2 separate regions of the Homo sapiens genome follow, and region 2 is linked to region 1. A link is a loop called in an ENCODE intact Hi-C map of the cell type or tissue named here. Cell type or tissue: endothelial cell of umbilical vein. All regions are shown on one strand.

Region 1 (4,000 bases):
AGGAAGGGCAAATCAGAAAGCTAATTCATTGGATGGATCAGATAGTAACTGTGTTAATGCCCAGTGAATAAGAAGACTGAAGAAGGGAGAGAGGCCAGGAGTGTTTGGAAGATGCCCCTGGAGCTGGTGTGAACTGGGCCTTATGCAGAGGAAGAGGCTTAGCTGGGCTGAGAGTTGGGGGATGGAAGAGGACTGGACCCCTCTCACCTGGGAAGACAGGGCAGCCAGTGGAGACTTAGTGATTTGTAACCAGAACTGGGGCTCTGAAGCAGGGAGCTAATCTTCCTCCCCCCTCTTCCTCTGCACCTGTCCTTCTGGGGAGGGGTGACACAAATGGTAGGCAGGTTGACATCCCAAAATCCAGCTGCCCAGAGAAGAAACCTTTATATCCTGAGATATGTATATGTGTACATGCGTCTCTCTCTCCCTCTCTCTCTTTCTATATATAAAGAGAATATATGTATTTTATATATATGTTATATATAATTGATAGATATATAATGTCATTTATATATAATTCTTGTTTTACATGTTATTATATAACAAGAATTATATATATTTTATTATATTACATTTTATTATATGAATTATATATAATTATATATAATGATATGTTATATAAATATATATATATATAAATTCTTGAGACTTTTCCCCAAATTTCTGTATCCTTAACTTTCATAGTGTTTATCTAAATTCTTTAATTTTTTTTTTTTTTTTTTGATACGGAGTCTCACTCTGTCACCCAGGCTGGAGTGCAGTGGCGCAATCTCGGCTCACTGCAAGCTCCGCCTCCTGGGTTCACACCATTCTCCTGCCTCAGCCTGCCAAGTAGCTGGGACCACAGGTGCCCGCCACCGTGCCTGGCTAATTTTTTGTATTTTATTTTTTTAATAGAGACGAGGTTTCACCGTGTTAGCCAGGATGATTTTTTTTTTTTTTTAATTTAAACACAGGGCCTCTCTATGTTGCCCAGGCTGATCTCAAACTCCTGGCCTCAAGCAGTCCTCCAGCCTCAGCCTCCCAAAGTGCTGAGATTGCAGGAGGGAGCCACCACTCCCAGACTAGCCTAAATTCTTTTTTTTTTTTTTTTCCTGGAGATAGAGTTTTGCTCTGTCGCCCAGGCTGAAGTGCAGTGGCGCGATCTCAGCTCACTGGAACCTCCATCTCCCTGGGTTCAAGCAATTCTCATGCCTCAGCTTCCCAAATGGCTGGGATTACAGGCACACGCCACCATGCCCGACTAATTTTTGTATTTTTAGGAGAGACCAGGTTTTGCCATGTTGGCCAGGCTGGTCTCGAACTCCTGGCCTCAAGTGATCCGCCCACCTCAGCCTCCCAAAGTGCTGGGATTACAGGCGTGAGCCACTGCGCCCAGCCCCTAAATTCTTGACAATATCTTTCTCTCTTACAAGTAAGCCTGCATTGACCACATTTTGTACAGAATTTCAAAATGAGCCAAAGAAACCCAGGTATTGAACTGAACGTGAGAGCTAAGAGTAAGACAGCTCTCCAGTGTGAGGAAATGCTGAGTCGGAATAGTAAGGAAGCAGGCGTCTGTAAGAGGCTGTCTCTGGGCTGTTTCACATCCTGTGAACTTTATGGTATGCCCTGAGAAAAATGGAAAGAAAGGCTGTGTGTTCGCAAATTAAGGAAACAGAATGTGTGATTATTGCAAAAGGAACCTTGACTTTGGAATTTCCTGATTTTTGAGGACTCCTGAGGTTAAAGATGGTGTGTTTTCAGCCTGAAGGAATTTTCCAACCACAAAGTGAACCACCAGAAGAGTGGACTGTGCTTCAGCTCTGTGTCTTGCACAGAGCTGTTCTGCCTTGTCCATATACTAGGCGTGTTCAAGCGTGGCTGGGTGACCAGCTCTCAGAGCCCAGGCAGGGGCGGTGGCTGATCCCTGTGGCATGGGACTTTAAACTGATCAGAAGTCACAAAGGGCAGAGGCTGCAGGCCTATTTTGTTTGGACCTATTGTGTGTGCTGGTATAGTTACTATTTCTTCTCATTTGCTTTTCAAGTTTTAAGTTAGTCATCACCATTTTGAAATCGGGTGATTTCCTCATACAAATCCAGATTTCCAGATTCTTTTGAAAATGTGGAGCAGCTGTTAATGTTGGGCCTGCATTTGCACACAGCAGCAGTTGCTGGAATGAATAGAGGCTGCCTCTTCACGTTGGCGTGTGGTCTCCAATCCACCATGGCCTCCACCACCCTGGCTGGCTGAGACTGGAGGACCCTGCTCCAGCCAGTAGCCTTGCATCCATATATTTGTATATTCGTGCATTCCACCAAAGGGCTGGGCTGGGCTCTGAGACTACAGAAGGAAGCAAGGCACATTCCCTGACTCCAGGGAGATCACCATGTAGGGGATAAGTGTTCAAATATATATGTCATTATCCTCCTCCTTGGATGGACAACAGCTTAGCTACACAAAGTAGGCCATCTGAAGTAGGGCTTCTCACCCAAAGCACTATTAATATTTGGGACTGATAATTCCTTGTTTTGAGGGGTTGTTCTGTGCCTTGTAGGATGTCTAGCAGCAAACCTGAACCCCACTCGCTAGATGCCGGTAGCACCCCCTCAATTGTAACAATGAAAAACATCCCCGACATTGCCAAAAGTCCCACCCCAGTTGAGAATCACTGGTCTAAAGTTCATGGGGGCTAGTGGAGAAAATTCCATTTGAAATTTCAGCAAGATCTTAAGGAACTTGCTCATCGAATGAGAGCTTTGGATCAGCTCAAGTGTCAGGTCCTCAGCTGCTCCTCCCATCCCCTCTGTGTCTGTGTCTGGCTCCGTAGGCACTTGCTGCACAGGTGGCTGGCGAGTGACAGGTGGCTGGCGCCATCTCTCCCACCAGGCTGTGAGCAGCTCTAGGAGAAAGGGTGTGTTTCATTCACCTTTGCATCTCTAGGCCTAGTGTTGAATACTTGCTGAATCAACACTGAGTGGCCAGCCTTCAAAATATTGTATCCAAGAACAATTATAAACCGAAGTACTCAATATTTTTAAAGTCTTTAATTAAAAACAACTGCTGTCATCCAGCCAATTATTATGAAAACAATCTATTTCAAGCCCAGTAATTTAAATATCCAGATTTCTATTTAATTGTTCATTTTTAATTAACAGTTTTATAGTAATATTAATTCCCTCTATTTCAAAATTCAGCAAAGGAGATTTGAAGCATACAAAAGAGAAAGATACTGACCTGAGAGCGGTATCCTTGTCAAGTGGAATTAATTATGGTGACTCCTCTCCTCTCCCGTTTTATAGATGGGGAGAGTCACCCTTCTCTTTGGAATAGTTTAAGCACAAGGAAAGAAAAGAATAACCAAAATGCAACTTCTTTGTTCTAAGGATTCCATGATCACATTTTTCCCTTCGCACATCATTCACTGAACTTGCCATTGATCGCTGTTTATCAGCCATGAGGATCACTTGAACTTGAGCCTAGCACAAACCTCACCAACACTGAGGGTCTTTAGAAAATGATCGTATATAATCTTTGAGTAAAGATTTCTTATCCCTTTAATTTTAAGGAACTTCACGGAGGCTGCCCAAACCTATGTATAGAAAGAATGAATTTAGGGGCAAAGAAAACGTCCCCCCATCACACTCCAAAATGCCTTCAGGATCACAGTGTCTGAAATTTATGAGTTCTCCATTTGAATTAAAAATCTGAAACCTCCTCTTTAAAATTCTACGTAAGAAGGGCCTTCTCAATAACGTTGCTGATTACCTCTCAAATTTTATCATAATTTAATAGATTATGAACTCACTCGGCAGAGCCCCAAGGAATGGAGCATGGGACAGACACATTGCGGTGAGGAAGAGAGAAAAAGGAAAAAATAGTTTAGGACCAAATTATTTTTAGACCAAATAGTTTGGGACTTCTCCCATCTACATAGGTGGCAGAAAGGGGATAAAATATTAACAGTTTAACTATTCATTGAATCGGTATTTATTGAGTGCTGCATTAGGCGCAGGGC
Region 2 (4,000 bases), 98 kb before region 1:
ACGTCACGTATATGGGGAAGCTTTCCCTATTCTCACTGATTAGGTCAGTTTCCCTTATTGTATAGCATGGTCCTTTAGTCTCCTTTATAACAGTTATCAATGTAGTGTTTTCATTTATTTTATATGAACAAAACACATACGGTTCCCACCCATGTGACACAGTGTATTTGAGGGGTGGAGGAGACATTAATAATATATACAGGAGCTCCCTTTTCTGACTCTGTCAGTCAGATAATTAGTGGGTTAATTGAAAGTCACATAAATCAGGGAATCTTATTTTTATTTTTATTTTTTTGAGATGGAGTCTCACTCTGTCACCCAGGCTAGAGTGCAGTGGCACGACCTTGGCTCACTGCAACCTCCACCTCCCAGATCCAAGTGATTCTCCTGCCTCAGCCTCCTGAGTAGCTGGGACTATAGGCACCCACCACTTTACCCAGCTAATTTTTGTATTTTTAGTAAGAGACAGGGTTTCCCCATATTGGCCAGGCTGGTCTTGAACTCCTGACCTTGTGATCTGCCCATCTCGGCCTCCCAAAGTGCTGGGATTACAGGCGTGAGTCACCACACCTGGCCTATTTTTATATTTTTTTAAAAAGACAAGGTCTTACCCCTGCTGCCCAGGCTGGAGTGCAATGGCATGATCATGGTTCACTGCAGCCTTGACCTCCTGGGCTCAAACGATTCTCCCACCTTAGCCTCCCAAGTAGCTGAGATTACAGTCTCAACCCACCACACTCAGCTGAATTTTTAAATTTTTTGTAGAGACAGGCTTGCTGTGTTGCCCAGGCTGGTCTGAAACTCCCAGACTCAAATTATCCTTCCATTTTGGCCTCCCAAAGTGCTGGGATTATAGGTGTGAGTTACTGCACCTGGCCTAGGGAATCATCTTTTGCTGAAACAATCTATTTATTTTAATTAAAGACATATAAATGTGCATTAATTTGCTGATTTTGTGGTAAGGCTTTTCGTTTGTGTGTGGATTGTTGACTGGTGTCCGTTTCTTGCATATACTACCCTTAGCATATACTCTATGATTTTCCATTGAAATACATGGTTAAAGTAGAATGAGGCCTTTGGTACTTTGAAACAATATAAATCAAGAGTCTTTGATTTTTAATTCTTTTTCCTTTTTGCCCTATCCCTTCACACTTGCCTTGCCCACACCTGTTTTGTCAGCCATTTTTCCAGTGATTCAAATGTATTCTTAGCAGCGGCTATGGTCTTAGGTTGGTGTGTGGTGGAGAAAGACAGCCGTCACACTGACAGCATGGTGGCTCTGCAGTCCACTGCCTCTCCTGTGTGTCTGAAGTGCCATGAGTGTGTGTTGCTTTGGCCCTGTTGCCCCTGAGGGAGATGACTTCGGAGAACACAAGCACCGGGGTCCTGTGCCTGGGAGGTGGTCCCACGTCTGGAGCCAGAGGCTCACTCCGCTGTCCTCTAACACTTCCCACAAGTCTGTTTGGTCCTACTAGTCCTGTGTATCTCTTTTCTAGTTAAAGTTATTTCTTTGTATTTTTGGGTAGGAGGGTTAAAATACAAGGTGTTCCCTAGGCATGTTTTCTTTTCCTCACATCCATGGCCATTCAAACACCCTGATGCCTCTTGGAATATATAACTCAGCAGTTTTCTTTGTTTTAAGAGGGCATGGAGTACACATGTCTGGGGCCTCGCTGACCTTACATTCCAAAGTCCTGGGCCTCCCGCAGTGAGGCCAGCTGCCGTTTCACCCAGTGCACCTCCTCCTTCCTCCTCAATGCCCTGCCTGCAGTATGTGCTCTGTGCTTCCTTCTGGTGCACAACAGGCCATGGGCCTGTATCCTGCCTCCCTTGATTCATGTGAGCTTAATGTCAAGTGGGAAAAGCCACTTCCTAGAAGAATAGCAATTGACTGATGTCACCCCTGATCCATTGCAATGGAGGATGGGATCTTCCTTTCTCTGTTCATCTTTTGGTTGGGGGTGCTGACATCTATTACAGCACGACTAGTGTAACAGAATATCCCTCAGATAATTGGCTGCTTGGTCAATTATCTGAGTGTTTGCAGCTTATCTATTTGTATGTCAGTGTCTCCCATTAGATTATGAGGTCCGTGAAGGCAAAATATGAATGGGCGTTTAACAGCTAGGGCTTTGGAGCCAGACAGACCTCAATTCAAATTCTGGCTTTGCCATTTACCAGCTCTTCTCACCGCAGGCAAATTATCTAAACTCTTTGTCTCAGTTTCCTCATCTGTACAATGAGGGTAATAATAATAAATACCTTCCTCATAAGATTATTGTGCAACTTTAAGAAAGATGCAGTATATAAAACATTTAAAACAAAAAATGCAGCATATAACACATTTAAAACATATAAAAGAAAAAACCAGCAAAGTGCTTGGTTTGTGGCAAGTGTTCAATAAATGTTACCTGTGATGCTGCTATTAATGATAATTCTCAGCACCTTGTAAGTTGCTGTAAGTATTTGCACAATGAGTTTATGCAGCAAGTAAGGATTGAAGGCCCTTGCTAGACTGGAAACATTTAAATGCTAGGTTCTCCAGGAAGTTGTACAGATCAGACCTGATCTTGGATGGAGTGCTTGCCCATGCTAATAAAATTAACAAAGAACATTTCTTGAGCAGGCATCATTCCAGGAGATCAGTTCATTGAGTTAGTTGGGATTATTATGTTATATCCTGCTGGAATGGTTTCATTTATTTTTATTCATTATTAGGATAACTCTGGGAACTTGAATTAGTAGATTGAATATGCTTCTTTTTTTATTTTTTTGAGACAAGGTCTTGCTCTGTCGCCCAGGTTGGATTGCAGTGGCGTGATCTTGGCTCACTGCAACCTCTGCCTCCTGAGCTCAGGTGATTCTCCTCCCTTGGCCTCCTGAGTAGCTGGGATTATAGGTGCTCGCCACCACCATGCCTGGCTAACTTTTGTATTTTTAGTAGAGACGGGGTTTCACCATGTTGGCCAAGCTGGTCTAGAACTCCTGACCTCAACTGATCCACCTGTCTTAGCCTCCCAAAGTGCTGGGATTACAGGCCTGAGCCACCATGCCCGGCCAATAAAATGCATTTCTAACTGATGAGAGAAGCAGGTTGCAACCTCAGTGATATGCACTGTGTGTGAGAACTAGGATTTTGATTCTAAATTGTAAGAGAAAAGCAGTTCGTGGTGTGGCTACAATTGAAAAATAAATGTACCCTTCGGAAGTCCTTAAAGGGTCCCTGAACCAGAATTCCAGCAATGCCAGGTTAATGGTTGAAAAAGCCAGCCTATGGCCACCCAACTGAAGTTCTGGGATTCTTTTTTTCAATTTCATCCCTTGAAACTGGTTCTTTTTGTTGTGATTCCACGGAGCTGTTTGGTGTAGCCTGGGTAAATAACCTTTTCAATTTTTAATAATCTGTAGTGGATTCAAAACTTTTGGTTACTTAAAATCCAAAGAATAATGTTCACTGCCCTTGGAAAAAACCAGATCTGTTCTCTCTTCCAAGCTGCAGCAAGGCGTTTGCCATTTCCATTTCTGGGATCTCTTAGGCTAGATGATCAGTAATGATGGGATTGTAGGTAGGATGGCTTTATCTGCCTCCACTACTCAATCGATAAAGACTACATCTCACTTAACAAGTCTGCCAGGGATTTTTAGACAGCCTCTGTTGTTGTAGTTGATGCATCTGGAGGGTCAGCCTTTCCAGCTAGGTCTTTCTTAACAAAAAGTGGCAAAAGTGTTATTGCTTTTTTCCCCTCTTTTCAGATCTCATGTTCTTGTGTGGCTTCCTGCTTCAGTGCTGTTTGTGGGTATAATCTATGCTGGGTCCAGAGCATTGTCCAGACTGGTAAGTATTAGAGGTTCAGGGGAAACAACTCCTCTCTCCCTTTCCCCTTTGCCTTTTAACTTATCATGCCTCAGCTCAATAAGGGCAAAGAATCACTTTAATAATGATAATAATGGGACCTATTACTCCCTTTTGTTGAGTTGAAGATAATCAGATAACAGGGAA

What was found. A loop is a pair of places that touch in the nucleus more often than their neighbours do. Peaks named below come from ENCODE experiments on the same cell type or tissue, not always from the same donor. Only the 100,000 strongest peaks of a DNase experiment are listed, where the experiment ranks them.
Region 2: it touches region 1 in a loop (6-fold over the local background); 1 of 110 quality-filtered maps calls a loop at or near these places.

Annotation. Positions count from the first base shown.
Region 1 is chr18:23,300,999-23,304,998 of GRCh38, reverse strand. All of the region lies in intron 14 of SLC35D4 (solute carrier family 35 member D4), which reads left to right. Among named protein-coding and RNA genes, the nearest start is that of SLC35D4, 130 kb to the left of the region's middle. RefSeq lists an enhancer at 1,712-2,602. In endothelial cell of umbilical vein, no CTCF peak of the experiment used is centred here; a DNase peak (open chromatin) is centred at 1,648; H3K27ac peaks cover 2,406 bases.
Region 2 is chr18:23,399,401-23,403,400 of GRCh38, reverse strand. It overlaps SLC35D4 (solute carrier family 35 member D4), which reads left to right. Exons shown (of 15, transcript NM_032933.6): 4 at 3,754-3,835. Among named protein-coding and RNA genes, the nearest start is that of SLC35D4, 37 kb to the left of the region's middle. In endothelial cell of umbilical vein, no CTCF peak of the experiment used is centred here; a DNase peak (open chromatin) is centred at 1,760; H3K27ac peaks cover 2,096 bases.